Linked DNA regions of Homo sapiens: region 2 is linked to region 1. A link is an interaction called in ENCODE POLR2A ChIA-PET data of the cell type or tissue named here. Cell type or tissue: Panc1. All regions are shown on one strand. Each heading gives the region's core, and the rest is flanking DNA. Links, peaks and the distances in the headings are about the cores only. Region 1 overlaps FKBP1A-SDCBP2 (FKBP1A-SDCBP2 readthrough (NMD candidate)). Region 2 overlaps LOC105372497 (a long non-coding RNA gene).

Evidence for each region. Peaks named below come from ENCODE experiments on the same cell type or tissue, not always from the same donor. Only the 100,000 strongest peaks of a DNase experiment are listed, where the experiment ranks them.
Region 2: POLR2A ChIA-PET joins it to region 1 with 15 read pairs; 8 of 35 experiments call an interaction of 5 or more read pairs at or near these places.

The regions. Positions count from the first base shown.
Region 1 is chr20:1,344,717-1,361,275 of GRCh38, reverse strand. All of the region lies in intron 2 of FKBP1A-SDCBP2 (FKBP1A-SDCBP2 readthrough (NMD candidate)), which reads left to right. All of the region lies in intron 1 of SDCBP2-AS1 (SDCBP2 antisense RNA 1), which reads right to left. Among named protein-coding and RNA genes, the nearest start is that of SDCBP2, 24 kb to the right of the region's middle. In Panc1, for the core only: no CTCF peak of the experiment used is centred there; no DNase peak of the experiment used is centred there.
Region 2 is chr20:1,396,688-1,413,246 of GRCh38, reverse strand. It overlaps LOC105372497 (a long non-coding RNA gene), which reads left to right. Exons shown (of 6, transcript XR_937193.3): 4 at 1-2,135; 5 at 4,800-4,878; 6 at 7,964-8,101. Among named protein-coding and RNA genes, the nearest start is that of FKBP1A-SDCBP2, 12 kb to the right of the region's middle. In Panc1, for the core only: no CTCF peak of the experiment used is centred there; no DNase peak of the experiment used is centred there; H3K27ac peaks cover 6,227 bases.

The sequences.
Region 1 (16,559 bases), core at 3,721-11,720:
TTTGGAAGGTCATTTTAATCTGGATACACATGTCCTTCAGTTTGGAAGGTTTCTGATATTTCTTTGATAGGTATATTTTCCACAAACATATTTTCTCCCAAAACATATCAGAAGAGTGGTATTATTTTACATTTTTAAACATTTACGCTTGGCTTAATAGAATGAGTTCTCACATCTACTTCTGCATTCAATCTTGCAATATGTTGTTTTGGTTGAAATCTATGAAGAAATTACAACTAAGCACATTTTTAAGGACGCTTGTGTCTGAACAGATAGTAATACAGAAACCAACATAACGAGAAATACCTGGCATCTCTTTATCTGAGGACTTTGCTAAATGGGAAATATTTAGTCATCTTCTTGAAAAGAATTTATCCAAACTTGCATTGGTAGAAAACAAAACTGGCTTTGTTTCCCTGTATAAAAACCACTTAGCACTTCATTTGTATATTCAAATGTAGTTTGTGAAGAGAGCAATCAGAGAAATCATGTATCCAATTTGTAAATACAATTAACCAAGAGAATATACAGGTCAGATCGCCCTTCAACTGGTCTCACAATTGCCATCACAAACTGAGTCAGCTGGCCAAAGTGATGGGGAGACATTCTGAGAAATGTGTCATTAGGAGATTTCACCATTGTGTGAACATCATAGAGTATACTTACACAAATCTGTATAGTATAGCCTACCTACCACACACCTAGGCTATACGGTACAACCTGTAGCTCCTAGGCTACAAAACTATACAGCAGGTTTGTACAGTGACTGTTGAATACTACAGGCAATTGGAATACAGTGGTAAGGATTTGTGTATCTGAACAGATCTAAACATAGAAAAGGTCATGTGTCACTACATGACGTTATGCCAGTTGGCAATAGGAATTTTTGAGCTTCATTATGGTTTTATGGGACCACTGCTGTGTATGCAGCCCACCACTGATGAGAACATCATACGCAGTGCGTGACTGTACTTCGACCACCAGGGGTACAAGTGCATGGACTGGACAGAAGGAAAACCTCAGAGAACCTGAGGATGTGGATAAGACTGTTTAGTGAGGTTCTCAACTCATCACAAGCTACCAGGTATTCGGCATGGAGGGGTGGTGACAGTTATGCAGGACATTGACATATGATGATACAGTGGTCATTCTTACATAAAATGAAGAAGACTGTCCAGTAAATTCTATGAGTTTGCAGTAGATGGATCATCAAAGGATATGGGTAATCTTGTAGTAACAGGACTATGTTACTAGGAATTTCACTAGTCCTGTTACTAATTCATAGGCCATGGAGCAATATAAGACCAAGGTTACAAACCCCTAAAATTGTCTGGAAAGAGAATGACTTTTTTATGTACTTTGGTCTGAGCATGTGATTCATAAGTATATGACAGCAGATCAATTCAGATACATCCAGAAGAAGCCATCCTTTATTCTGAAATGTCCTAACCATACCTGAAATAAATACTAAGTGATGCACCAGAATTTTCCTCCCTGGGATCAATGAGCAGTAGCATTGAGAGCAGAAACGGCAGCCGTGGTAACAGGAGCTGCTGTGGTCAGTAGGCTCTCAGGGTCTGTCAGGCAAGAGCATAGGATAGTGACAATTCAAATGAAAGCAAAAACAAACATAAAAAGGAATGAACTACTGAAATGCCAACAATATGGATGAATCTCACAGATATTATAATAAGTAAAAGGAACCAGACTTTTTTTTTTTTTTGAGACGGAAGCTCACTCTGTCACCAGGCTGGAGCGCTGTGGCGCGATCTCGGCTCATTGCAACCTCCGACTCCCTGGTTCAAGCGATTCTCCTGCCTCAGCCTCCTGAGTAGCTGGGATTACAGGCATGTGCCACCATGCCCAGCTAATTTTTGTATTTTTAGTAGAGATGGAGTTTCACCATGTTGGCCAGGATGGTCTCGATCTCCTGACCTTGTGATCCACCCACCTTGGCCTCCAAAAGTGCTGGGATTACAGGCGTGAGCCACCGTGCCCGGCCCAGACTTTTACAAACATTACGTTCTATGTGATTTTCTTCATATGGAACTCTAGAAAAGACAAGTTCAACTTACACTGGCAGAAATCAGGCCAGGTCTGAGGCTCAGGATGGAGGAAACTGACTAGGAAGGAAGACAAAGGGAACCTTTTGGGGTAATGGGAGTGTTCTATATCTTGATTGTGGTTAGGGTTACATGGATATACACATTTGTCAATCTCATGGAAATGTATACTTTAAATGGGTACATTTTATTTCATGTAAATTACACCTCAAAAAGTTTATTTAAAAAATACATGGGGCTTCCATGTTCACACAAGATAAAGTAAGTGGACTCCACCCTATTCCTTCTGCTAATTACAACTAAAAACTAGACAAAATACATAAAGCAACTATCAGAAACCTCTAAAGGTGAAGTAAACTAGGCAGACTGGCAAGGAAACTTAAGTCTCAAGGGATGACCTGGCAGGGAGTTCCCAGAGGCTTTCGTAGTGTTCACGTATTTCAACCTGGGCACTAGAGGAAGGCACAATCTGAAATGACCAACAAGCACAGACAACAAAAGTCCTAAGGAAAATGCTTTCTCTAGTCAAAGGACCTAGAAGAGGACAGTAATGAAGGATGGCCTTTTTTTTTTTTTTTTTTTTTGAGATGGAGTCTTGCTCTGTCTCCCAGGCTGCAGTGCAATGGTGCGATCTCGGCTCACTGCAACCTCCGAGGATGACCCTTTTGACAATACTTGCTCTACTCCAGGTGAACACCATCAAAGAAACCACAGCCCTCCTCTCCCCAACAGGCTCTGCAGAGACTGGTGTGGAGTTCGGTGAACCATCCCTGCTGTGCACGAATGTGGGGGCAACACTCCCCTTCCTCACCAGTGATTCTGGAGACAAGTGGAGCTCTATTAATGAGCCCCATCCTGCACTAATGGGATAAGAGGTGACACCCCCTCCCTCCTCCTTCTTCCCATGGGATGCTATGGACACTCTAGGGTAGAGCCCTGTTGACTACCACCTGTCCTGCAGTAACAGAGGCAGCACCTACCCCCTCACAGAGAGTGTGGGCAGAATAACAGAGAGGAGGGAGCTGCGGAAAAAGCGTCTTTCAATTTGTGCACATCCCCAAGTGGCCTATGTGTGAAACTCATCAGAATTAACACAGCAAAAGCTTTAAGAACTGAGCTATGCTGTGGAATACCACTCGGGTTTCTGGGTATCCACTGGTCTCTGGGTAGCACACAGGCAGAGCAGACCAAGATAACGCTGAATTTGAAACCAAACTGACATTCAAACTCACAGACCACAGAAGTGAGTCATGATGTGCATTCTGAATTGAAGCAGGTTGAATGCATGCTAAAGTAGAAAATATAAAAAGGAATCAGAGTTTCATAATACCCAAAGTACTGATAATATTGAATATTACTTGTCATGTCAGAAAACAGAAAAAGTCAACCAGAATGAGAACAGGCAATCAACAGATGCCAATACCAAGATGGTACTGATGTTGGGATTGTCTGGCAAGGATTTTTAAAGCAGCTATCATTAAAAAACAAACAAAAACACTTTTAACAAGAAACTATGAACACTCAAAAAACAAAGGTTCAATAAATAAAAGATACAAAGAAACCCCAGCCGGGTGCGGTGGCTCATGCCTGTAATCCCAGCATTTTGGGAGCCCAAGGTGGGCGGATCACCTGAGGTCAGGAGTTTGAGACCAGCCTGACCAACATGGAGAAACCCCGTCTGTGCTAAAAATACAAAATTAGCTGGGCGTGGTGGCGTGCACCTGTAATCCCAGCTTCTTGGGAGGCTGAGGCAGGAGAATCGCTTAAACCCGGGAGGCGGAGGTTGTGGTGAGTCAAGATTGTGCCATTGCACTCCAGCCTGGACAACAAAGAGTGAAACTCCATCTTAAAAAAAGAAAAAAAAAGAAAAAGAAACCCCAAATGGAAGATTTATTTTATTTTAAATCATTTTTAAAAAAATAGAGACAGGGTCTCACTACATTGCCCAGGCTGCTCTCAAACTCTTGTGCTCAAGCAGTCTGCCTGCCTCAGCCTCCCAAAGCGCTGGGATTACAGGTGTGAGCCACTGTGCCCAGCCTATTTTATTTTTTATTTATTAACTTATTTCTTTTGAGACAGGGTTTGTCTCTGTCACCCAGGCTGGAGCGCTGTGGCGTGATCTCAGCTCACCTGCAAGCTCCACCTCTTGGGCTCAAGCGATCCTTCCACCTCAGCATCGTGAATAGCTGGGACTACAGGCACATGCCTTCATGCGCAGCTAATTTTTTGTATTTTTTATAGAGATGGAGTTTCGCCATGTTGCCCAGGCTGGTCTGAAACTCACGGACTAAAGTGATCTGCCCGCCTCAGCCTCCCAAAGTGCTGGGATTACAGGCATGAGCCACCACACCCAGCCCCAGATGGAAGTTTTAGAACTTAAAAATATATATATATACACAATAACAGAAACAAACTCATTGGATGGACACAATGGCAGAGTGGAGATGACAGAGGAAAGAAACATTGAACTTGAAGACAAACCAATAAAAGTTACACAGTCTGAACAGAGGAAAAAAAAGACAATAGATTTTTTAAAAATGAATAGGACTTTAAGGACCTATGGGAAAATACTCCAAGATCTAAATACTCTTTAGAGCTATTGAAGTTCCATAAGGACAAGAGAAAGAGTGCAGTGCTGAAAATATACTTAAAGAAATCATAGCTGAAAACTCCCCAAATTTGGTGGAAGGTGTAAATCTTCAGATTTAAGAAAATGAGCAAACCCCAAGCCAAGAGGACTCAACAACCCTAAAATAGTATGCACTGAACAACAAAGTTATAAAATAATGTGAAAACTGACAGAATTGAAAGAAGAAATAGATAAATCCACAATTACAGCGTGGACTTCAACATCCTTCTATCACTAACTGATAGAACCATTAGACAAAAAAAAAAAAATCATCAAAGATTAGAAGAAATTAACAACATGAGCAACAACATTTAAGTGACATTTCTAGAACATTCCATCCAACAGCAGCAGAATACACATTTTTTTTTCAAGTGCACATGGAACATTTACCAAGATAGACCATATCCTGGGACATAAAACAAACTTTAACAAATTTAAAATAATTGAAGTTATGTGAAGTATGTTTTCTGATCAGTTGTGATGGAATTAAACTGTATGCCTCTCACTCATTCTTAAAATGCAAGGCTGGTTTTATACTGAATTAATAATTAGTAACCTTCCAAAAAAAGAAAGTACAAGACCCAGATGGTTTCACTGGTTTCACTGGTGAAACCAAATGTTTAAGGAATAAATAGTATCAATTCTCTGCAATTTCTTCCAGAAAACGGAAGCAGAGGGAATACTTCTTAACTCATCCTATGAGGCCAGCACTACCCTAATACCGAAACGAGATTAAGATATTATAATAAAGGAAAATTAAAAACCAATCTCTCAGGAACACAGATGTACAACTCCTCAATAAAATACTAGCAAATCAGGAGGAGGTGGAGCAAGATGGCTGAAAAGAAGCCTCCAGCAATTGTCTACCCTGCAAGAACACCAAATTGCACAATGATCCACACAAAAAAGCACCTTCATAGGAGCCAAAAATCAGACAAGTGATTACAGTACTTGATATTAAAATCATATTAAAGAAAGAGGCACTGAGTGTGGTATGGAGAGAGAATATGTGCACTTCTGGAAGAGAGCACAGTGATTGTGGGACACTGCAATGGAACTCAGTGCCGCCCTCTCACAGTGGAAAGCAACGGGGCAGAACTTCGCGAGTGCCCATGTCCTAGCCAGGGGCAAATCATCCATCCCAGCAGTCAGAACGTGAGTTCTGGCAAACCCCGCCAAAGTGGGCTAAAGTGCTCTGGGGTCCTAAATAAATTTGGAAGGCCGTCTGGACCAGAAGGACTGCAATTCCTGGGCAAGTCCTGGTGCTATGCTGTGTTCGGAGCCAGTGTACTTGGGAGGCATGTGACCTAGTGAGACACCAGCTGGGGTGATCAAGGGAGTGCTTGTGTCATCTCTCCCCCAACTCCAGGCAGCACAGCTTACAGCTCCAGGAAAGACTCTTTCCCTCTGCTTGAGGAGAGGAGGAGAAGAGTAAACAGGGCTTTTTTTTTGGCAAATTGGATACTAGCTCAGCCACAGTAGAATAGGACACTAAGCAGAGGTCTGAGGCACTCGTTCCAGGCTCTAGCTTCTGGATGACATTTCTAAACTTACCAGAAAGGAACCTACTGCCAGAACAGAAGGACCCAGTTCTGGCAAAATTCATCACCTGCTGACTAAAGGGCCCTTTGGCCTTGAATAATCAGCAGTGTTAGCCAAGTAGTACTGGCCGCAGGCCTTGGGTGAGACTCAGAGCCACACTGGCTTCATGTGTGACCCAGTACATTCCCAGCTACGGTGGCCTCAGGGAGAGACCCCTTCTGCCTAAGGAAAGGAGAGGGAAGAGTAAAGGGGACTTTGTCTTGCAGCTTGGGTACCAGCTTGGCCACAGTTGGGTAGAGTACCGAGTACCAAGTGGGACTCTGGGGCCCCGATTCCAGGTCTTGGCTCCTGGATGGCATTTCTGGACCTGTACTGGGCCAGAGGTAAGCCCACTGCCCTGAAAGGAGAGAATCAGGACTACAAGCATTCACCATAAGCTGACTGAAGAGCCCTTGGGTCTTGAATGAACATAGGTGGTAGCCAGGCAGTACTCACCACGGGCCTAGGACAGTGGTGGCCATGGGGAGACTCCTCTGCCTGAGGAAAGGGGAGGGAATAGTGGAAAGGACTTTGTCTTGTGGCTTGGATGCAAGCTCAGCCGCAGTAGAATAGAGCATCAGGTAGACTCCTAAGGTTCCCAACTACAGGCCCTGCCTTCTGGACGACATCTATGGACCCACCTGGGGCCAATCTCAGACAGAGATTGATGAATATTTGGATAGATAATTCAAAATAGCCATTTTGAAGAAACTCAACAAAATCATGTTGATAACAGAGAAGAAATTCAGAATCCTATCAGATAAATTTAACAAAGAAGTTGAAATAATTAAACAGAACCAAGCAGAAACTCTGGAGCTGAAAAATGCAACTGACATACTGAAGAATGCATCAGAGTCTCCTAACAGCAGAATTTGTCAAGCAGAAGAAAGAATTAATGAGCTTGAAGACAGTGTATTTTAAAATACAGTCAGGAGACAAAAGAAAAAAGAATAAGAAAGAATGAAGCATGCTTACAAGATCTAGAAAATAGCCTCCAAAGGGCAAATCTAAGAGTTACTGGCCATAAAGAGGCAGTAGAGAGAGGGACTAGGGTAGAAAGTTTATTCAAAAGGATAATAACAGAGAACTTCTCAAACCTAGAGATATATCAATATTCAAATACAAGAAGGTTATATAGAACACCAAGCAGATTTAACCCAAATAAGACTACCTCAAGACATTTAATAATCAGACTCCCAAAAGTCAAAGATAAAAAAGGATCCTAAAAGCAGCCAAAGAAACAAATAACATACAAAGGAGCTCCAATACATCTGGTAACAGACTTCTTAGTGGAAACCTTACAGGCCAGGAGAGAAACTAGCATGACATACTTAAAGGGCTAAAGAAAAACTAACCTTTTTATACTGGAATTTATCCAGTGAAAATATCCTTCAAACATGAAGGAAAAATAACGACTTTCCCAGACAAACAAAACCTGAGGGATTTTATCAACACCAGATCTGTCCTACAAGAAATGCTAAAGGAATTTCTTCAATTAAAAAAACAAAAAGGATGTTATTGAGCAATAAGAAATCATCTGGGGGCTCACACCTTTAATCCCAGCCCTTTGGGAAGCCAAGGTTGGGGGATTGCTTGTGTCCAGGAGTTCAAGACCAGCCTGGGTAACATAATGAAACCCCATCTCTACAAAAAGTAAAAATTAGCTGGGCATGGTGGTATGTGCCTGAAGTCCCAACTATTTGAAAGTCTGGGATGAGAGGATTGCTTGAGCCTGGGAGGTTGAGGCTGCAGTGAGCCACACTCCATTGCAGTCCAGCGAGGGTGACAGTGAGTCCCTGTCTCAAAAAAAAAAAAAAAATCATCTGAAAGTATAAAATTCACAGATAATCATAAGTACACAGAAAGACACAGAATATAACACTGTAACTGTAGTGTGTAAACTACTGATCTCTTGAGTAGAAAGACTAAATGATGACCCTGTCAAAAATAATAACTACAACTTTTCAAGACATAGTATAATAAGATATAAATAGAAACAACAAAAAGTCAAAAGCAAGGGGATGAAGTTAAAGTGTAGAGTTTTTATTCATCTCTTTGCTTGTTAGTTTGCTTATGCAATCATTGTTAAGTTGTCATCAGTTTAAAATAATGGGTTACAAGATATTATTTGCAAGCCTTATGGTGGCCTCAAATAAAAAAACATACAATGGATACACAAAAGTAATAGCAAGAAATTAAAACATACCACCTGAGAAGTCACCTTCATTAAAAGGAAGATGGAAAGGAAGGAAAGAAGGAAAAGAAGACTACAAAACAACCAGAAAACAAATAACAAAATGGCAAGAGTAAGTGCTTATCAATAATAACATTGAAGACAAATGGACTAAACTCTCCAGTTAGAAGACATAAAGTAGGCCGGCCACAGTGGCTTACACCTGTAATCCCAGCACTTTGGGAGGCCAAGGTAGGTGGATCACCTGAGGTCAGGAGTTTGAGACCAGCCTTGCCAACATGGCAAAACCCCGTCTCTCTACTAAAAACACAAAAAACTAGCCAGGCATCATGGCGCGTCTGTAGTCCCAGCTACTTGGGAGGCTGAGGCAAGAAGATTGCTTGAACCTGGGCGCTGGAGGTTGCAGTGAGCCAAGATTGTGCTACTGCACTCCAGCCTGGGTGACAGAGAAAGGCTCCATCGAAAGAAAGAAAGAGAAAGAAAGGAAAGAAGGAAGGAAGGAAGGAAGGAAGGAAGGAAGGAAGGAAGGAAAGGAAGGAAGGAAGGAAGGAAGGAAGGAAGGAAGGAAGGAAAGGAAGGAAGGAAAGGAAGGAAGGAAGGAAGGAAAGAAGGCAGGCAGGCAGGGAGGGAGGGAGGGAGGGAGGAAGGAAGGGAAGGAAGGAAGGGTGGCTGAATGGATTTTAAAAAAATAAGACCCAATAATGTCTTGCCTACAAGAAACACACTTTAAAGACACACGTAAACTGAAAATAAAGGGATGGAAAAAGACATTCCTTGCAAATGGAAACCAAAAAAGAGCAGTATATTTCAAGACAAAAACTATAAAAAGAGACAAAGAAGATCATTATATAATAAAGGGGTCAATTCATCAAGAGAATATAACAATTGTAAACCTATATGCACTCAACACTGGATCACCCAGATATATAAAGTATATATTATTAGAGCTAGAGAGACAGACTCCAGTACAATAACTGGAGACTTCAGCATCCCACATGCAGCATTGAACAGATCATCCAGACAGAAAATCAACAAAGAAACATTGGACTTAATCTGAACTATAGATTCCATCTATAGACCAAATGGACCTAAAAGATATTTATAGAACAGTTTATCCAATGACTGCAAAATACACATTCTTCTCTGCACATAGATCATTCTCAAGGATAGACCATATGTTAGGCCCCAGAACAAGTATGTAAAAATTCCCAAAAATTGAAATACTATCAAGTATCTTCTCTGACCACAGTGGAATAAAACTAGAAATCCAATAACAAGAGGAATTTTGGAAACTGTCCAAGCACATGGAAATTAAACAATATGCTCCTAAATGACTAGTGGGTCAATAAAGAAATTTAAGAAGGAAAGTGAAAAACATTTTGTTATCGTATAAAAAATTTACAAGTAGAAAAAAATAAGAAAAAAGAAAAAAATTTGTTGAAATAAATGAATACGGAAACACAACATACCAAACCCTATGGGATACAACAAAAGCAGCACTAAGAGGAAAATTTACAGCAATAAGCACCTACATCAAAAAAGTAGAAAAACTTCAAATAATCTAATGATGCATCTTAAAAAACTAGAAAAGCAAAAGCAAAACCCAAAATCAGTAGAAGAAATAAAGATCAGAGCAGAAGTAAATAAAATTGAAATTAAAAAATACAGATCAATGAAACAAAAATTTGTTTTTTTGAAAAGACAAACAATGTTGATAAATTTAGCCCAACTAAGAAAAAAAAAGAGAGGAGACACTAATAAAATCAGAGATGAAAAGGAGACATTAAAACTGATACTGCAGAAATTCAAAGACACTACTATTATTAGACACTACTATGAGCAACTATATGCCAATAAATTGGAAAATCTAGAAGAAATAGATAAATCAACCTACCCAGATTGAACTATGAAGAAATCCAAAACCTGAACAGACTAATAACAAGCAATGAGATCAAAGCCATAATAAAAAGTCTCACAGCAAAGAAAAGCCCGGGACCCAATTGCTGCACTGCTGAATTTTACCAAACATTTAAAGAAGAACTAATACCAATCCTACTCAAACTATTCTGAAAAATAGAGGAGAAGGGAATACTTCCAAACTCATGCTACAAGGCCAGTATTACTCTGATACCAAAACCAGAGAAAGACACATCAAAAAAAGAAAACTACAGGCCAGGATCCCTGATGATCATTGATGCAAAAATCCTCAACAAAATACTAGCAAACCAAATTCAAAGACACATTTAAAAAATCATTCATGGCCGGGCATAGTGACTCACGCCTGTAATATGGTGAAACCTCATCTCTACTAAAAATACAAAAATTACCTGGGCATGGTGGTGGGGGCCTGCAATCCCACCTACTTGGGAGGCTGAGGCAGGAGAATTGCTTGAACCTGGGAGGCGGAGGTCACAGTGAGCCATTGCAGATTGCGCCATTGCACTCCAGCCTGGGCGACAAGAGCGAAAGTCTGTCTCAAAAAATAATAATAATAATTAATTATGACCAAGTGACATCCATCCCAGGAATAAAAGGATGGTTCAACATATGCAATTCAATCAGTGATACATCTTATCAACAAGAATGAAGGACAAAAACTACATGATCATTTTAATTGATGCTGAAAAAGCATTTGATAAAATTCAACATCCCTTCATGATAAAAACCCTCAAAAAACTGGGTAGAGAAGGAATGTACTGCAATATAATAAAACCCATATATGACATATATGACAGACCCATCACTACTATCATACTGAATGGAGAAAAACTAAAATCCTTTCCTTTACGATCTGGAATAAGCCAAGGATGCCCAGTACACTATTATTCAACATAGTACTAGAAGTCCTAGCTAGAGCAATCAGACAAAAGAAAGAAAGAAAGAAAGGGCATCCAAACTGGGAAAGAAGAAGTCAAATTACCCTTGTTTTTAGACAATCTGATCTTCTATTTGGAAAAACCTAAAGGCTCCACCAAAAAACTGTTAGATAAATTCACTAAAGTTGCAGAATACAAAATCAGCATACAAAAATCTGTAGCATTTCTATATGCCAAGGATGAACAATCTAAAAAAGAAATCAAGAAAGTAATTCCATTGGGAATAGCCACAAATAAAATACCGAACAATAAACTTAACCAAAATAGTGAAAGATCTCTACAATGAAAACTATAAAACATTGGTAAAATAAATTGAGGAAGACACAAAAAATAGAGATATTCCATGTTCATGGGTTGGAAGAATCAATATTGTTAAAATGTCCATATTATCCAAAGCAATCTACAGAGTCAATGCAATTCCTATCAAAATACCAGTGACATTCTTAATAGAAATAGAAAAAATTCTATAATTTATATAGAACCACAAAAGACCCAGAATACCCAAAGCTATTGTGAGCAAAAGGAACAAAACTTGAGGAATCACATTACCTGGCTTCAAATTATACTACAGAGCTATAATAACCAAAACAGTATGTTAATGGCATAAAAACAGACAGACTAATGGAACAGAATAGAGAACCCAGAAACGAATCCATCTGATCTATTTAAACAAAGATGCCAAGAATATAAATTGGGAAAAGGACAGTCTCTTCAATAAATGGTGCTGGAGAAACTGGATATCCATATGCAGAAGCATGAAACTAGACTATCTCCTGCAATATATACAAAAATCAAATTAAAATGGATTAAAGATTGAAATCTAAGACCACAAACGATGAAACTACTAAAAGAAAACATTGGAGAAACTCTCCTGGACATTGGACTGGGCAAAGTAATACCTTACAAGCACAGTCGGCCAAAGCAAAAATGAACAAATGGGATCACATGAAGTTAAAAACCTTCTTCACAGCAAAAGAAACAATCAACAAAGTAAAGAGACAACCCACAGAATGGGAGAAAATATCTGCAAACTATCCATTTGATAGGAGATTAATAACCAAAATATATAAGGAGCTCAAACAACTCAATAGGAAAAAAAATCTAATAATCTGAGTTTAAAATGGGCAAAACATCTGAATAGACATTTCTCAAAAGAAGACATACAAATGGCAAACAGGCGTAGGAAAAGGTGCTTAACATCATTATCATCATCAGAGAAATGCAAATCAAAACTACAGTGAGATATCATCTCACCCCAGTTAAAATGGCTTTTATCCAAGACAGGCAATAACAAATGCTGATGAGGATGTAAAGAAAAGGCAACCCTCATACACTGTTGGTGGGAATGTAAATTGGTACAAACACTATGGAGAACAGTTTGGAAGTTCATCAAAAAACTAAAAATAGAGATACCATATGATCCATCAATCCCATTTCTAGATAATACCCAGAAGAAGGGAAATCAGTATATCAAAGAGATATTTGCACTCCCATGTTTATTGCTGCACTATTCACAATAGCCAACATTTAGAAGCAATGTAAGTGTCCATCAATAGATGAATGAATAAAGAAAATGTGGTACATATACACAATGGGGTACTATTCAGCCATAAAAAAAGAATGAGATCCTGTCATTTGCAACAACATGGATGAAACTGAAGGTCATTATGTTAAGTGAAATAAGCCAGGCACAGAAAGACAAACTTTGCATGTTCTCACTTATTTGGGGGAGCTAAAAGTTTTTTAAAATTGAACTCATGGAGATAAAGGTAGAATGGTGCTTACCAGAGGCTGGGAAGGGTAGTTGGGGGAGTAGGGAGGGAAATGTGGATGGTAAATGGGTACAAAAATATAGTTAGACAGAATGAATAAGATCTAGTATTTGATAGCACAACAGGGTGACTACAGTCAACAAAATTTATTGCACATTTTAAAATAACTAAAAGAGTATAATTGGATTGTTTGTAACACAAAGAAAGGATAAATGCTTGAGGTGATGGATACCCCACTTACACTGATGTGATTATTACACATTGAATGCCTGAATCAAAATATCACATGTACCCCATAAATATATATACCTACTATGTACCCCCAATTTTTTTTTAAAAAAATTAGCAAATCAAATCCAACAATGTATAAAAATCATTATACACCATGATTTGACCAAGCAGGATTTATTCCAGGCAGGAACAACTGGTTCAACATTCAAAAATCAATTAATGTAATTCATCAAATCAATAAGTTTAAGAAGAAAATCATGTGATCGATCATATCAATGGATGCAAAAAAGGCATTGCCAAAATCCAACACCCTTTCATAATAAAAACTCGCAGCGACCTAGGAGTAATAGGAAACATTCTCAAATTAACAAACGGGAGTTACAATAATTCTACAACTAACATCATACTTAATGATGAGAAACTGGATGTTTTCCCCCCTAATATTGGGAACAAGGCAAAGATGTCCCCTTTCGCCACTCCTATTTAATATTGCACTAGAATTTCTTGCTAGTGCAATAAGACAAGAAAAGAGAATAAAAGGCATGCCAATTGGGAAAGAAGAAATAAAGCTGTCTTTATTTCTGTGTACAGTGTGGCATGATTGTCTAACATAGAAAATCCCAAAGATTCAACAACAAAAGACTCCTGGAACTAATAAGTGATTATAGGAAGTTCACAGAATATAAAGTTAATATTTAAAAGTTTAGTGCTTTCCTTTATGCCATCAATGAACAGTTGGAAGCTGAAATTAGAAACATAATGCCATTTACATTACCACCAAAAATAATGAAATACCTAGGCATAAATCCAACAAAATATGTACAGGATCAATATAAGGAAACACAGAAAACTCTGATGACAAAAATCAAAGAAAATATAAATAAATGGAGAGATATTCCATGTACATGAATAGCAAAACTCAATAATTTTAAGACGAGAATTCTCCCCAACCCTATCTATAGATTCAACACAATTCCAATAAAATTCGAATAAGTTATTTTGTGAATATTGACAGATTCTAAAGTTAATATGGGAAGTCAAATGACCTAGAATGACCAACACAATCCTGAAAAGGAACAAAGTCAGAGGATTAACACTACCTGACTTTATGACTTACTATAAATCTACATTAGGCAAGACTGTGTGGTATTGGTGAAAAAACAGACAAACTGATCAACAGCACAGAATAGAGAGCCCAGAAATACACCCACATAAATATAGTCAAATTATATTTGTCAAAGAAGCAAAGGCAATTCAGTGCAGGAAGAGGGAAGAGGAGAATCTTTTTAACAAATGGGAAAATCCAGACAGTCCTTCCACCTTTTATAAAAGTTAGATCAAAATGGATCTTAGACTTAAATGTGAAACATAAAACTACAAAACTTACAGAAGCTAATATAGGAACCAATCTATGTGGTTTGTGGTTTGGCGATGAGTTTTTAAATTCAACACCAAAAGCACAACCCATGGAACAAAAAATTCTTAAACTGAACTTTATTAAAATTAAAAACTTCTGCTCTGTGAAAGAATGTTAAGAGAATGAAAAGGTAAGCCAAAGATTAGAAGTTATTTGCAAAACACATTAACTGATAAAGGACTGGTATTCAAAATTATAAACACTTAAAACTCAACAATAAGAAAAGAACCTAATTTTTTACATGGGCAAAAGGTCTGAAAATTACACCTCACTAAAGAAAATATGCAGGTGACAAATAAGCATAGAGATGAAGATCCACATCATATGTCATTAGGAGATTGCAAATTAAAATGAGATTTCACTACATATCTTTTAGAGTGACTAAAATCCACAAAACTGACAACACCAAATGCTGGCAACAGAATGCTCTTTCATTGCTGGTGAGAATGCAAAACGCTACAGCTACTTTGGAAGAGTTCAGCAGTTCCTTATAAAACTAAACATATTTGCACCATATGATCCAGTAATTGCACTCCTAGATATTTACCCAATTGAGTTGTAAACTTATGTCCACACAAAAACCTGCACATAAATATTTATAGTAGCTTTATTCACAATTGCCAGAAACTGGAAGCCACCAAGATGTCCTTTAATAGGTGAATGAATAAACAAAGTCTGGCACATCCATTCAATGGAATATTATTCAGCAACAGAAAGAAATGAGCTACCAAGCTAAGAAAAGACATGGAAGAAACAAATGCATATTGTTACATGAAAGAAGCCAGTCTGAAAAGTCTACATAGTGTATGATTTCTACTATGACATTCTGCAAAAAGCAGAACTATAGGGAATGTAAAAAGGTCAGTCAGTGGTTGCCAGGGGTTTGGTGTGAGCGCAGAGGGTTAAATAGGTAGAGCACAGAGGCTTTTCAGGGCAGTAAAAACTATTCTGTATGACAGTGTAATGGTGGATACACAATATTATGCATTTGTCAAAACCCCACAGATCTGTACAATACAAAAAAAGAGAACCTTAATATAGACTATAGTTAATAATAATGTATCAATATTGGTTTGTTAATTAAAACAAGTGTCATTGGTACATAGTGCCAAACTGTGCTCCATAGGTTCAAAGGGCCCTGCTTCATGTACTCTTTCCTTTGTGGTCTTTGTGTCATCAACCAAGTTGTTAGGGTTGATTTGCAAGGTAGCTGGTCCCCTGGTTCTTTCCTCTCCACGTGAGCCTCCACAGAACTGCTTGCGTGTCCTCACAACACAGTGGTTGGTTTCCCCCAGATCCAGTGATCCAAAAGACCAACATGGAAGCTGCAGTGCCTTTTATGACCTAGTTTGGAAGTCACACATTGTCACTTGCATCATACTCTACTAGTAACAGATCAGCCCTGATTCACTGTGGGAGGAGACTACACAAGGGCATGAATACCTAGGAGGTAAGTGTCATCCGGGACCATCCTGAAGGCTGGCTACCACAGGCCCAAAGCCTGTTTCCAGACCCAGCTCCCGCAGGTCTTGAGGTTCAATCCCTACTTCCAACAGTGGGACCTTTATTTTTGGTTTCTGGTCGAGAAAGATTTTGAGAATGAGTGTATATGTTTATATTTATGTATGTATTTAAAAATTTTTTCTATCATTTTTGTGTTTTTCAAGTAAAAAGATAGATTTTAGCATGTGCTAATCTATCCACTTGATCCCCAAATCTCCTATTTCTCTTCTAAAAGTTTATTTTTCCATTATAAAATTACTACAGCTTTATAGTAAGAGAGGTATAGAAGAATT
Region 2 (16,559 bases), core at 3,324-11,323, 52 kb before region 1:
CCTTATTATCTTTTTAAAGGCTACAAGATCTATATTGGCATTCCCTGTTTCTTTGTGGTACTAGTGATTTGTATCTTCTTTTTGTTTTCCATCTTGCTAGAGGCTTATCAATTTTATTTATTTTTTAATAAATCAGCTTTTTTGCAGTTTTTCTAGTTTTTCTGTTTTTGATTTTATTTATATCTGCCCTGAATTTTACTGTTTCTTTCCTTATGCTAGTTTTGAATTTATGTTGCTCTTGTTTTTCTAGTTTCTAGAGGTACTAACTTAAATTGCTAATTTGAGACCTTTCATCTTTTCTAGTTAAGCATTTAGTGCTATAAATTTTCCTCTCAGCATTACTTTTGCTGCATCCCACATATTTTGATATCTTGTATTTTTACTTTTATTTGGTTTTATGTAGTTTTTAAATTTCCCTTTAAACTTCTTCTTTGAGCCATAGATTATTTAGAAGTATGTTGTTTACTTTCCACATGTTTAGAGATTTTCTGCCTTTATGCTATTGATTTGTAGGCTTATTCCATTTTTGTCAGAGAACATACTCTATAATTATAATTCTTTTAAATTTGCTGAGGTTTCTTTCATGGTCCAGGATATGTCTATGTTGGTATATACTTCTTGGGTTCTTGAAACTAATTATATTCTGTGTTGTTGGTTGGAGTATTTTATACATGCCTATTAGATACCGTTGTTTAATGGTGTTGTTCAGATCCTCTAAATCCTCACTGATTTTCTACCTAGTAGTTCAATTGATTGTTGAGATTGGGTTGTTTATGCCCCTGACTGTAATTGTGGACTTGTCTATTTCTCCTTTCAGTTTTATTAGCTTTGGCTTTACATATTTAAGTCTCTGTTGCTTGGTGCCTGCACATTTAATATTGTTTTGTCTTCCTAGTGGATTGATCCTTTTATTCTTATGTAATATCCCTCTTTGACTCTAGTAAATTTCATGGTTCTGAAGTCCACTGTATCTGATATTCATTTAGCCACTTCTATTTTTTAAACTAAAATTTGCATAATATATCTTATTATATCGCTTACTTTCAGCCACCTAAATTGTTGAATTTGAAATGAGTTTATCATAAACAACATATATACCCTGCCAATCTGTCTTTTGATTGTTATATTTAATAATTTAAGATTGTCAAGATGACAGGTGTTGAGATGGTCAGTTAGGACAATAAGCCAAATGAAATTAATAGTCAAGACTTTGTTCACTTACTAGGATAGTGAAGTCCAGAGACAAAGAAAAAAAAATGTGTTGGCTTTCCAGTGTTCCATTTTCCCACATAGGACAGCATCAGGTGAAGGTCAGGAGGATCAGTGAAGACAGGAAGATTATCTCACTAACAAGGAGCCCTGAACAAGAAGCTACTGCCATTTTAGAATTTGTTTTTCCATTTCTGCTAAAAATGCCATTCGGATTTTGATAAAGATTTTATTGAATGTTTAGATCAGTTTGAAGAGTGTTGTCATTTAAAAAATATTAGGTCTTCTAATCCATGAACATAGTATATGTCTACATTTATTTATACATTTTCATGTTTTCCAGCAATGTTTTGTAGTTTTCAGTGTACAAGTCTTGCATTTCTTTTGTTAAATTTATATCTAATTATTTTATTATTTTCAATAGTATTATAAAGAGATTTGGTTTTTAATTTCATGTTCAGATTATTCATTGCTGGTATATAGGTATACAAATATTTTTGTATATTTATATTGTATCTTACAACTTTGCTGAGCTTGTTTATTAGCTCTAATAGTTTTTTGTGTATTCCTTAGTATCGTCTATATGCAAGATCATGTCATATGCATATAGAAATGGTTTTACCTCTCCCTTTTAAATCTGGATGCCTTTTAGCTTCTTTTATTACCTTATTGCATTGGCCAGAGCCTCCAGTACAATGCTGAATAGAAATAGTAATAATGGGCATTCTTGTCTAGTTCCTGATGTTAGGAACAAAGCATTCAATCTTTTTTATTTACTTATTTATTTATTTATTTATTTTTGACACAGGTTCTCACTCTGTCACCCAGGCTGGAGTGCAATGGTGCAATATTGGCTCACTGCAGTCTCTGCCTCCTGGACTTAAATGACCCTCCCACCTCAGCCTCCCAAGTAGCTGGGACTGCAGGTACACACCACCACACCTGGCTAATTTTTATATGTTTTTTAGAGATGTGGTTTCACCATGTTTCCCAGGCTAGTCTCAAACTCCTGAGATCAAGCAGTCCACCTGCCTCAGCCTCCCAAAGTGCTGGGATTACAGGCGAGAGCCACCATACCTGGCCTCAATCATTAATCATTAAATATTATATTAGCTGTTGGTTTTTTAATAGATGTTCTTTATCAGGCTGAGGAAATTCTTTTTTATTCCTAGTTTGTTGAACATTTTTATTATGAAAGGGTGTTAGATTTTGTCAAATGCTTTTTCTGTGTCTGTTGAGATGATCGTTTGGTTTTTCCTTATTCTATTGATGTTATGTATTTTATGGATTGATTTTTGGATATTAAATCATCCTTGCATTTCTGGTCATGGTGTATAGTCTTTTTTTGTGTTGCTGGATTCAGTTTGCTATTTTGTTGAGAATCTTTGCATCTTTATTCATAAGGGATATTTGTCTGCAGTTTTCTTTTCTTGTGATGTCTTTGTTCCATATATCTCTTTGTTAAGGAGGAAAATCTTTCCCCAAAGTCCTCTGACAGACGTTCCCACAGTTCTCATTGGCTAGACACCTAATAGGATGGCTATAATAAAAGAGAAACAATAACAAGTGTTGGGGAGGATGTGGAGAAATTGGAACCCTCATTCATCACTAGTGGGAATGTAAAATGGTAGAGCCACTTTGGAAATACCTAAAAAATTAAACATAAAAATTACCATATACAACAATGTCAATGTGTCCCATTGGCTACATGGCCAATCCTTGCTGCAAGGGACACTGGAGAACAAATTACTAATATTTCACCATCTGTCTTGGAAGATAGGCTCTTCCAAGAAGGGAAACAATGGAAAGGAATGGCTACTGGATGAAATGTCTGTTCCAGAGACCACATAGGTATTGGAAAGACTGTTCTGATTATGGTAAGGAGGGTTAGCCAGCATAAGAAAGGCTGGAAATAGGAAAACCAAGTAGGAAGCCACTGCAAACAACCAGGAGTGAGATGTTAAGGCTGAGGCCCAGACAGAAAGTACCTTCAGGCAAGAGCAGAGGCATTTCTCCTGCTGCCACTGAAGATAGCTTTGCCACACTCACTTCTCTTTCTCCTCCAATCTAATACCCCTTGTACTATGGTGTAGGGATGGCCTGGGAGTCAGGAGGTCCAGGTTCTATCTCAGCCTTCTCTGTGGTTGTAATAGTTAGGGCAAAGGCTAGCCCCGAAATGAAATGGCTTATACAAGACAGAGCATTATCTTCCTCTCACATAACAGTCCAGGGAAGTAGGCAGGCTTGTTCCATGAAGTCATCCAGAGTCCCAGGTTGGGAGGAGGGTGGCCCTGCAATCCTCTAGCACATTGTTGTGATCCCCAACTTAGGATGTTGTGTCAAAGTTCCAGCTAGAAGGAGGAGGAAGTAGTGGAAGACACTGGTCCAGTGTCTTCAGCTTGAGTCCCAGGACACTTCCGCTCCAGTTCCATTGTCAAAACCTAGTCACATGGCCATACCTGACATGGCTGGAGAATGTAAGCAAGCTGGGCATGTCATCTAGAATGCAATCAAGATGAAAGTTTCAGGGGAACTGACCACATGCTCGGCCTCATGGATTTGGTGGAAAACCAGCAATTTGCTTGGGAAAGTCCCTTCCCTGTGGTATGACCTGCTCTAAAGCCTTGGACTCAGATACCTCATGGGAATTCAGCAAAGTCTGTGCCCTACCCAACTTCACCATCAGGTACCAAGAACTCACAATGAACAGACATCTTGTCTATACCAACAGCATGGCAGGACATTCGGAATGTGGGATTCAGAGAAACAGAAGGCATGGCTGTGCTGTTAAAGACTCTTCTAGTCAAAGAGAACATGCTGAGACCAAGGCATGTAGATGAACTGTGTCATGTGCATATTCAACCTTCAAGGATTCAACTCATATACAAAGCAGAGCAATATCAAGGAGGCAGGGGTTAGTACTGAGCTTGCAGTAAAAAACGTACTCAGCAACAGAAAGTGAGTGGAATGATGGTTGCCAGGAGCTAAGGGAAGGGCACAGGGAGTCATTGTTTAAAAGGTACAGAGTTTCAACTGGGGAAGGGGAAAAGTTCTGGAGATGGATGGTGATGATGGTTGCACAACAATGTTGAATGTACTTTATGCCACTGAACCTACACTTAAAAATGGTTAAAATGGGACCAGGTGTAGTAGCTCACTGCTGTAATCCCAGCACTTCAGGAGGCTGAGGCGAAAGGATAGCTTGAGCCTGAAAATTTGAGACCAGCCCAGGCAACATAGTGAGACGATATCTCTACAAAAAAATTAAAAAATTCACCAGGCATGGTGGTGTGCGCCTGTAGTCCCAGCTACTTGGGAGGCTGAGGTGGGAGGATTACCTGAGCGTGGGAGGTTGAGGCTGCAGTAAGCTGTGATTGCACCACTGCACTCCAACCTGGCAACAGAGCAAGACCCTGTTATACACACACACACACACACACACACACACACACACACGAGTCTTCATACAAAAATGAAGACTCAAAGAAGTGGCAAAATCTAAGTTCTTGCCTTTTCACTCTGAAGGGCTCATATTTGTAGGGGAACTCCTCCATGCTGGTGCCCTGACAACCTTGCACATTTTTACCTAGGCTACAGGGCAAGGCTTAACCACTGCTGACCTAAGTCTTGGAGGGATACCCCATGGTCACCCAGATCATGAGAAGTCAGGTGAGCTTGCCAGGAGCTGCCACAAGGCCATCTCTCACCCACCTCTCTATCTACAGGAAGACTGTCATGGCCATTTCTCATCTGCCTTGCTGGTTCTGATGAAGCGGGCCTGTCCACTTCCCCTCCTCCCCTCAGGGTACAGCTGCAGGCTGTAAAGCTGCTTTGCTGCAGCATATAATTGGCTCCTCAGCATCAGGGACCCATCACCTCTGTTGCATGTCACTTGGCCCCTTCTGTTCCAGTGTCATCCTGTGATCAAGGGCCATGGGGAGCAATACCATTGTTGTCTGTGTAAGTAATAAGTCATCTTAATCTATATGGGCTCGATGTGTTCCTACCAGCTAAATCGATGACAGAGTGGCAAGCTAACCTGGCAGCTTCTGATACTACTTAGAATCTGTTAGCCTATCTGACAATATCACTTTCACATCAACATGATTGTCCCATCTGGGGGTCATCTGTAGCACACCCCTCATCCTAAGTTGTCCCTGCCCATCACCCCTCCTCAGTATCCAGCCACTATGGGCCCACTAGGTCAACACTTGGTTACTCAGAAGCCTGAACCAAGGGGCATTTTTCAGGCTCCACATGTAGCAAAATAAATCTTCATAATTAAAAAAAAAGTACACAATGTTCACAAGCCAAATAATGGTCCTATGTGGGTTCCCATGCCCACTCCATCTCTATTAGTGCAGAACATTGGGGGTAGCATTTGTTTCCTCCTGCATGGCTCCACAGTACAGAGCAAACAGCAGAGCTACTGGGGCCAGACAGACTTGGGCACATTTCTGGGCGTATGTGTTTTAGTTTCCGGAGGCTGTTGTACAAAATTACTACAGATAAGGTGGCTTAAAACAAAAGAAATGGATTCTTCCACAATTTACTCTTTCACAATTCTGAAGGCCAGAAGTCTGAAATCAGTATCACTGGGGCAAAACCAAGGCGTTGCCAGGGCTATGCTCCCTCTGGGGGTCCTAGGGGACAGTCTGTTCTTGGCTCTTCCAGCTTCTAGTGGCTGCTATCATTCCTTGGCTTATGGTCACAGCACTTCAATCTTCAAGGTCGGCAGCTTCAAATCTCTCATCTCTGTAGTCACAGTACCTTCTTTTCTGTGTGTGTGGGGTCAAATCTTCCTCTACTTTCCTCTTATATACATGCAACTGCATTTAAGGCCCACCCTGCTAATCCATGACAGCCTTCCCATCTCAAGATCCTTGACTTAATCACATCTGCAGAGGCCCCGTTTCCATGCAAGGTAAGAGATTAGAACCTGGTACCTTTGAGAGGCCATTTTTCAAGCTACCACATGTAGCCATAGGCAAGTTATTCTATGTCACTAAGCCTCAGCTTTCCCTTCCGTAAAAGAGGGGTAATAATAGTGATGTTGGGATAAGGATTACATAAGCCACTCTAGGCAAAACACATATCACTGCATTTCTTATGGTTGAGTTAGCTTCCTGTTGCCTTGCTACAAGGTGAAGAGCCACTTTCCTGATCTCCTGGAGCCATTAAGACCCGTCTTGGCCCTTGGTACACACTGCTTGGTGAATCCTCCTAAAGCCATGGGTCATTATTTGTAGCCACTATGATCTACTGATCACAATTCCCAATCCAAATATCTGAGTACATACTTGGGAGTCTAAGAACTATTTTTGGGCTCCAAAGCATCTGAGAGATATAGTTTAGCTTAGACCAACACAGAATAAGAATTTCCTAGACATTTAGAGAGCTGAGGAGAAGAGCTGGTGTGTTTTTTGTTATTTTGAAGATTAATTTTGCTACATCTCATAGCCTGAAAAATGCTCCTTGCTGTCAGAGTGGCCCAGGAAATTCCAGCATGTATAAGCCCTGTAGCTACTGACATAGAACATGAGAGAAGAGTCAAGGGAATGAAGGATTCTGATCCCTTCCACTTTCCCCGGCAAAGCCAGATCATGAAATGCCTTGTAAGGCACCTGAATTTTTTCTGAGTGCAATAGAAAAGCCCTGTAGGGAGGCACAGCAGACATTTTTAAAGGATCTCTAAGAAAATCTCTTCTGGAACTGTAATACCTCCCCTTTGGGAGCTAAGAGTAAGGACTGAACTTCCTGAGGACTCCCAGGACATACCAAAATGGTTCTTTCCCACTAAAGAAAAGTTTCATCCTACCCCTTGTCTCAATCTTGGGCCACAAAGATTCCAGGTGTCCTCATTTCAGGAGGCAAGGGCTTCCATTTCACCATTTTTCAAAGTGGGATTCCCAGACTAACAGCATCAGCATCATTTCAGAACTTGTTAGAAATGGAAATTCTCAAGTTGCACCTTAGACCTACAGAATGAGGAACTGGGGTTGAAGCACAGCAATCTGGGCTCTACCAAGTTCTGCAGGTGATTCTGATGAAGGCTTAAGTGTAAGAACCTCCTGCAGTCATTACACACACACCCAAAGCAACTGATTACCCAGCAAGTACAGCCTTTGGAGATCAAGTGATCTGCGAGTTTGTGGATCATATTACTCAAGAATCTTTTAGTTGCAAGTGGCAGAAAATTCAATTTAGACGAGCAAAAAGAATTTATTGGCCCATAAAGTGGAAAGCTTAAGGGTCATCTAGATTCTGACACTGCTGGCTCTACTATAATCAGGGTTCTCTTTTAATTAGTAACTACACCCAGAAGAATTGGGGATTAACTTTTTGCTATGAACTGAACTATGTTGCCCCTAAATTCATATGCTAAAACCCTAACCTCCAAGGTACTGGTATTTGGAGATAGGGCCTTTGGGAGTGCATGATAAATGCACCTAATAGCAATAAATTAAGTATACCCTGAGAATGACTCTGTATGGCAGACGCACCTTAATGTGGGTTCCAAGCTAGGAAATCTGGGAGTAGCCAACTTGGAGATTCCTTCCTTGTGTATGAGGAACATCTGAGTCTATGAGGAACCTATGGCCCATCCTGTGGAATGCGGGCCATACAGGGGATCGAGACCTTTTGTTTTAGGTCAGGTGAAGTTGCTAGGTGGAGACTGTTGGGGGAGGGTGCTAAGTGAAAATGCTATATAAACTGCATGTCTTTTACAAGCAGTTGTGGTTCTTCTGCCCAGGCCACCACCACTGAGCCATGTGGTTATCCCATCCAGCCTGCCACCACTGGACTGTATGTACCGCAGTTCTCCTATCCAGCCCACCACCACTGGACTCTCTCTCCTGTATGTAAGCCCCAAATAAAACCTCATGTCTCATTTGCTGGCTCTAGGTCTCTTCTTTGGCCTCTTGAACCTGATGCCATCCCCATTGGAGTCAGTAAGGGTTTGGCACAACAGGGAGGTAATGAGGTTTAGAAATCATGAATGGGCACGGTGGCTCACTCCTGTGATCCCAGCACTTTGGGAGGCGGAGATGGGAGGATCACCCGAGGTCAGGAGCTCCAGACCAGCCTGACCAACATGGAGAAACCCCGTCTCTACTGGGAATACAAAATTAGCCGGGCATGGTGGCACATGCCTGTGGTCCCAGCTACTCAGAGGCTGAGGTGGGAGAATCGCTTGAAACTGGGAGGCGGAGGTTGCAGTGAGCCAAGATCGCACCATTGCACTCTAGCCTGGGCAACAAGAATGAAACTCCATCTCAAAAAAAAAAAAAAAAAAAAGAAATCATGAGGGTAGGGCCCTCATGATGGGATTAGAGAAAAGAGACAGCAAAGAGCGTGCACTCTCCCTCTCGTTTTTCTCTAGCTCTTCCCATTCTTTATCTCTCACATGTGAGGATACAGCAAGAAGACAGCTGTCTGTAAGCCAGGAAGAGAACCCTCAGCAGAACCCAACCATAGTGGCACTCTGTCTGGCCCCAGTAGCTCTGCTGTTTGCTCTGTACTGTGGAGCCAGTTATAGTTGGAATGTTTGTGTCCCACTCCCCAAATTCATATGTTGAAATTTCTAACCCACAAGGTGATGGTATTAAGAGATAGAGACTTTGGGAGGTAATTAGGTCATGAGGGTAGAGTCCTGATGAATAGGATGAGCTCTTTTTTTTTTTTGAGACGGAGTTTCGCCCTTGTTGCCCAGGCTGGAGTGCAATGGTGCGATCTTGGCTCTCCATAACCTCCGCCTCGTGGGTTCAAGCGATTCTCCTGCCTCAGCCTCCCAAGTAGCTGGGATCACGGGCATGCGCCACCACCTCGGCTAATTTTGTATTTTTAGTAGACTGAGTTTCTCCATGTTGGTCAGGCTGGTCTTGAATTCCCAACCTCAGGTGATCTGCCCACCTCAGCCTCCCAAAGTGCTGGGATTACAGGCGTGAGCCACTGCGCCCAGCAGGATTAGTTCTTTTATAAAAAGAAGCCCAAGAGAGACCTCTCACTCCTTTCATATGTGGGGATGCAGCAAGAAGGCACCATCTATGAGCCAGAAAGCTTGCTCTCACCAGACATGAAATCTGCCTTGATCTTGGACTTCCCAGCCTCCAGAACTCTGAGAAGTAAATTTCTGTTGTTTATGAATCACCCAAGGTATGGTATTTTGTTACAGCAGCCAGAATGGACTAAGACATGTCCATTCCTAAATCAGTCACTGTATTTAAGGGCTTGAGTCACATGACCACTCCTGGAGCTGAGTGTTGCATTAGTTCCACTTGAACATCATGGCCAAGAGTGGAGAAGGAGTGCTTCCCCAAATGAAAACCAAAGTGCTATTACCGGAAAAGACAAATGTCACCAAATGTCCACCATAGAATTTATAAGAGTTTTGGCTACAGTTTCACCCAAGCCTTATGTTTTGTGCAGTACTAGACAGTCCCAGCCACACCCTGATGATACTGACACAGCAAGGCATCTCCCCTCCCCCTCCTGCTGCCCATCAAATTTAGGACCTTCAGAGTTGGCCTCATGTACTCACTTCCACCCACAAGCACAAGAGCTGGTCTAATCCCCATTCCCGCAGGCCTTTTCACTCAATACACAGACTATCCAAAGGTGAAAGCTTCTACTCCTGGAGGTAGTGGCTTCCCTGTCAGTGGAGATATTCAAGCAGAACCTGGGCAGCCCATTGGAAGCTTCTTTGAGGAGAAGATATGGGCATTTAAGTGGAGACCATGTCTCTGATTCCTGGAGCCTCCTAAGACTGTGATAAGGCTCAAATGTATCAACTCCATCTACTGATGAATGTCTGAAATTTCACCATTAGAGACTGTCCCTTAACCAGAATTCTTAAACCCTTTAAGGTATAAAATATACAGTCAAGATACTGTCAGACATTTATACATTTGATACTTCAAATCCAGAAGGTTTTCTCCATTGAGTAAAAGAAGAGAGCCATAGGAGCTCAAAGGGAGAAGAAGGTGGTTGGGAGTTTTGGCAGTTCCACCTTGGGGACCTCAGACCCCATCCATCTCAGCTATGTTTCCAAACTTCAGATTTGCAGAGGCCCTTTCAGAATGCACATTCTGCTTTTGAGGCTGTAGGTGTTTTAGCTTAGAGACACACCTTTGCTGTTGCTCAAACTCTTGGTCTCAAGCAATCTGCCTGCCTCATCCTCCCAAAGTGCAGGGATTACAGGTGTGAACCACCACACTCAGCCAAGATGGAAAGTTGAAGCAAATAAAATAGAACATATAAGGAAGAATAAAGTGGAAATGTTAGAACTAAAAAATAAAATGAGAACAACAAGAACAAATTCCCGGATGGGCTTGTAACCTGCATGGACCTTGGGGAGCTGAACAAAGGGGGCAAACATGGGAATAAAAGACGAAGACAAGAGAGCATATTTGAAAGAAGGGGTCAGGGGGCTCCTTGCTTCTAGTGAACAAGGGCCCTGAGCTTTAGAGCCCTTCGCATTTATTAGGCAAAAGAGATAGTGAGAAGAGGTGATGGTGATTGTTGGTCAGCAGTTTGATTTACAGCAGGCTTGCAAGACTGCATTCTTCAAACGATAGGCTCTGGATGTCCCAGTAGACAACCTCAATGAGCATGGCGCCAGGGAGTGATTGCTCTTGGCAAACCTCCTGGCAGCAGGCGCAGTCGTGGGTTTGCCCACATCCTGCATTCATGATAAACAGTTTGCTGTTTGATCACATAGCCTCCAGTGGAATGCTGAGTTGGTCATGATCCCTTTGGCCTTTTCAGCTCCCAACATTCCCCCATTCTGTTTATGAATTAATTGAAAGAACGTAAGGCCAGGCTGGGCAGCTCTCATTTTCCAATTGGCAGTCCAACGGATTTCACAGACGATGAACAGAAGACAGAGACAAAACAACATTATTCCAAGAACTACATATAAGATGTTAATGTGGGGCCTTAGATAGGTCCAAGGGTTGAGGCTCTCCAGGCCTTGCTGGAATTCGGTCCAGTCTTCTAAAGAAGGCTGAAACTCTTGAGTTTGCCTATGTAAATCAAGAATTTTGTTTTATAATTCACCAATATCAAAGGTGATGTTGGATGTGAAAGCTCCCTGCAAATGAGCTTTCACAAGGTCCCACGGATACTCACTTTGGTTATAATCTAAGTTGGCTACACAAATATGAGTGTGATTAAAATGACAGCACAATTGCTGTTGCAATTGTAACCTTTGCACTTGTTCCCCTAACCATGGGGATTTCAACACTGTCACTTCAGTTTGTAACTCAGTGTTAATTTTATTCTGAAGTAGCCACACTTGGTTGGCTGTACTTGGTTGGCTGTGTCCAGTTCTCTGTGTACTGAGCCATTTGAGCAGAATTATGCAAAGCTACAGAGGACATCACAACAGAAGTTATCAGTGTGACTAAGGAAACAATAGTAAAAATGATCATGCCTAAGGCTCTACGGACACAGTGAGTAAGCTGAGTTAGAAGATGTTTCACAAAGCGTAAAGCAGGGGTGGCAGCCCAAGGCTTGGATGGATGAACAGGAATCCACAGTCCAGGGATGCGACCCAGAATGATCAAAGTAGAGGTATTCTGTGTTTGCAATGTGCTGTGATTAATGCAGTGATATAACTGACAAGATTTACAGGTCAATTGGGTGTTGTTTACCTGGAGCTGGTGCTTTTTAGCTGCCAGAAAGACATAAGGATTAAAAACACAAACCGTGCTGGGCGCAGTGGCTCACACCTGTAATCCAAGCACTTTGGGAGGCCGAGGCGGGCAGATCATGAGGTCAGGAGATTGAGACCATCCTGGCCAACATGGTGAAACCCCATCCCTACTGAAAATACAAAGAATTAGCCAGGCATGGTGGCAGGTGCCTGTAGTCCCAGCTACTCGGGAGGCTGAGGCAGGAGAATGGTGTCAACCCGGGAGGCAGAGTTTGCGGTGAGCCAAGATTGCACCACTGCACTGCAGCCTGGGTGACAGAGAAAGGCTCCACCTCAAAAAAAACAAAACAAAACAAAACAAAAAACCAAAAAAAAAAAAACCCACAAACCATAAATTGAGTGGTGATATTCTTTACAAATGTAACATTAAGACTGTGTCGTGACCCCGGTCGGCCTTCTCCGCATCTTCGCACTCAAGCTCAGCTGGCTCATGGCCTATACTGGAGGGGCCAGGCCCATGGCTGGCCACCCTGGGTTCCTCCAGTCTCCTGTTCCATGGTCACACACACCTTGAGGGCAACCACACAGTTTGTCCATCTCCTGTAAAAACACAAGCATACCCTCTTCCCCATGTCAGTAAAGCCACCAGACCTTTCCATTGTCCTTCTTCTGGGGATTTCCATAACACTTTTGGATACACTTTCCTCTTTTCCTCTAACACTTGCCAATGTCTTTCTGCTGGAGTCTTACCATCCATACCAGGAATCAAAAAATTTAAAGTAAATAAAGCTAAATGTAATTTTGTTTGAGGTGGTAACTGGTCTCCTAATCCCCCTTTTTGTTTATTCAACATACATTGTAATGTTTGATGTACCCGCTCTATAATGCCTTGTCCTCAAGGGATGTAAGGAATTCCTGTTTTATGGGTTATAGCCCAAAGCTGTAAGAAATTTTGAAAAGCATGACTAGTATAAGCGGGTCCATTGTCAGTTTTTAATTGTTTAGGAATCCCCATATGAGCAAATGATGACAGACAATGTGGCCGTACATGACCAGCTGTCTCACCTGTTTGGCATGTAGCAGGCAGCATATGAGAATAAGTGAAACAAATTAAGCAGTTCGGGGTCTAGAGTACTTTTAATTGTAGCAGTTTCTATGCGACTGGTTACATTCACAACATAGGCTGAATCACAGACAATGTTGATAGGATCTGCAGCTGTGAGCTGTAAAACCTGAATGACTGCAATCAACTCTGAGTGTTGAGCTGAAACCCCAGAGGTCATTATTGTTTGAGTATGTTTAGGTCCATAAATAGCTGCATGACCTTTGGAAGAGCCATCAGTAAAATAAGTCTGGCCACCTGGAATAAGCTTGTGATGAGTAATCACAGGAAGAATGAAAGAATGGACTTTATAAAACTGCAAAATTTTGTCTGAGGGATAATGAAATCAAAGGTTTCTGTAGCTGTAGCTGGGAGGCATGCCATTGCCGAACTCAACTTCTGCCTCTGGTTAATTGCCGCGGGGAATCTAAAGAAGAATCTCCCTGCGGGGTTTAACCTGCCTTTCCAGTTACTGATATCGGGTTAGGGTTTCCTTGTAGGGATTTCCCTAAACCTTTCCCACTCTGATATCCCATGTCCTTCAACATTTTAAATCCTGGGTTATCAAAGTTTTCATATGTAAGTCTCATATCCCATGCTGTAAATCTCGATAAACTGATATGGCTATCAATTTATAGCCATAAATTGATAGCTATATTTTCAACATAAGGCTGAAAAGTACATGATTGTCCATCCAGACCAAGACAAGATAAAAATCTCAGCACTCTGTTGAACACTTTTAGCTGCTCCTACTCCCACTAGGGATGTGGCAGTTATTCTGAGAGGCCATGCTGGGGGCCAGTCCTTACTGGATATTACTGACACATCAGCTCTTGTGTCCATAAGCCCATAAAATTTCTTTCCTTTAATTTGTACTACACAGGTGGGCCTACTAGAGGCTATAGATTGTGATAAATAGATTTCTCGTGTAGTTGTGCTCCCAAACCCTTTATTTCCTTGTTTCTCCTTTAGTGGAGAAGGGTATAATTTGCAGGGAATAAGCAATAATTGTGCTATATATTCTCCCAGTTCAAAAACCCAAAGATCTTGTGACATTAAAACTACTTGAATTTCTCCTTCATAATCAGAGTCAACAACTCCTGGGACTACAGTAATGCTTTGCAAGTTAAGGTGGCTTTTGCCTAAAATTAGTCCCCTGTATCCTGCTGGTAAAGGTCCCCAGATGCCAGTGGGAATTTTGATAGGTTTGTCTCCACCAACTAACATTACCTGTTCTCTGACTGGGAGATCTAATCCTGCACTTCTGGGTGTTCCTGGAATGAGGGAATCAATGTTTCTCCTGGGACCCGCCCCTGAAATGGGGTTGTGGTCTGAACTGGGAATGCCCTCATTGTTTGAGGGACCCAGGTCCAGGCCCCCTTCTCGTTTCCCGACAGTGGGGGATGCCATTCTGATGAAATCTTGAGCGGCACTGATTACCCCAGTGATTTCCTTTGTTACAGCGAGGAGAGTCCTGGCATGTTTTCCACTATGGAGGGAGGGGTACTGCATTATAAGATCCTTTCTGTCCTGAGATCTGGCAGCATTCCTTTTTAAAATGTCCAGTTTTTCCACAATTATAACATTTTCCTACTTTAGGGCTTAATCCTTGGCTCCTTTTAGATTTGTCAACTGCTAGATTAGCCATTGCTTGCGCTAACATTGAAGACCCATGAAGCTCAGTTCCTACATCCTGACAAGCTCTGAGAAAAGTTTTTTGTACACCTCACAGGTGCCAGTGCACGTTTACAATCTGCGTTTGCATTCTCAAAAGCTAAAGTTAAGGTTAGCATTTCCGTGGCAGTGGCAAGAGGAATTTGATGCTTCACTGCCTCTTGTAATCTTGCAAGAAACTGCGCGTAGGGTTCCTGTGACCCTTGCATGATATGTAAAAAGGACAGTACTGGGACTCCCTCTTCAGGAATTGTGGCCCAGGTGTGTTTAGCAGCCTGTGCACACTGCTGATAAGCAGCGTCTGGGAGTGCCATTTGACGTTCCAGGTCTGAATAAGGGCCATTACCCAATAGCATATCCTCTGTAATGTCTCCATGTCCAGCAATATGGTTCTGTCTAGCCTGGTCTGCACACAGTTCTTGCCAATTTAAATACCACGTCAGATATGCACTAGCAGACAAGCAAGTTTGAGCCAAGTGTTTTACATCAAAGGGTAGAAGACACATAGCACCAAATGCAGATTCTACCAATCCTAAAGTGAATGGGCTCTGTACCCCATTATTAGCTACACTCGTTACACTTACAGAAATAGGAAAAGTACAAGGTCCTAAGGGCTCCCCTTAGCTATGGCAGCAGAGCATAAAATTCTTTGTATTGGGGTCACTATTTCTGCTACCAAAGGAGGCGGTACAGATGTTTCTGCAACTGGAGGGGGCGGTGTAGGCCAATTTTTATCCTCCCTCTCCATTTTTTATTTTCAATTGGAGCTGTGGGTGGGACAACAGATTCTTTCAGATTTTTTAGACTCAGCCTGCTGTCCAGCAGAATAATAAGGAGATAGCAGAAGAACAGTACGAACTAGACTCCAAGTGGAGAAAACAGAAGAATCAACTTTAGGACCTTTTTGATGAGCCTGTTTTAATCCTTCTCCTGGTCTATCCCAATTTTCCACATCAAGAGTGCCTGCCTGTGGAAACCATGGGTTATGCGTAATAACCTTTTGTGGCTTCTGCAGGAGGTTAGTTAGTGCCTGCGAATTAACCTGAGCTCCAGACTGTCTCAACAGAACTTTAAGCAACTGCACATGATGTTTTTCTTCAATAGACAAATTCTGCTTCATGTTACCCTGATTCAGAAAACTTCCCATTCCAAGTACTTCTTTAGAGCACTGACCTTATATCGTTCCCAGTACCTCTTTAGGGCACTGACCTTCTATCTGCTGCCAGCAGACTCATCCTGGGGTCCCCGTTCATCTTGTCAATTTCAATTCCTCTGCTCCAGCAGAGCTTCTTCATTCACGTCTTCAAAGTCCCTGTGTTCAGATGCCACGTGTCCGACATCCTTGGAGTCCCTGTTCTGGGTCGCCACTTGTCACCTGCACAGACCTTGGGGGACTGAACAAAGGGGGCAAACATGGGAATAAAAGACAAAGACAAGAGAGCATATTTGAAAGAAGGGGTCAGGGGGCTCCTTGCTTCTGGTAAACAGGGGGCCTGAGCTTTAGAGCCCTTCACATTTATTAGGCAAAAGAGATAGCAAGAAGTGGGGGGTGATTGTCGGTTAGCAGTTTGATTTACAGCAGGCTTGCAAGACTGCAGTCTTTGAACAATAGGATCTAGATGTCCCAGTAGATAATCTCAATGAGCATGGCGCCAGGGCCCTCAGCAAACCTCCTGGCGGCAGGCGCAGTTGTGAGTTTGCCCACATCCTGCATTCATGATAAACAGTTTGCTGTTTGATCATATATCCTTCAGTGGAATGCTGAGTTGGTCACAATCCCTTTGGCCTTTTCAGCTCCCAACAGATGGGTACAATAGCAGAATGGAGATTGCAGGGAAACATGCCAGTGATCTCAAAGATAGAAAAATAGAAATTATCCAATCTGAACAACAGAGAAAAAGGACTGGGGGGAGCTGA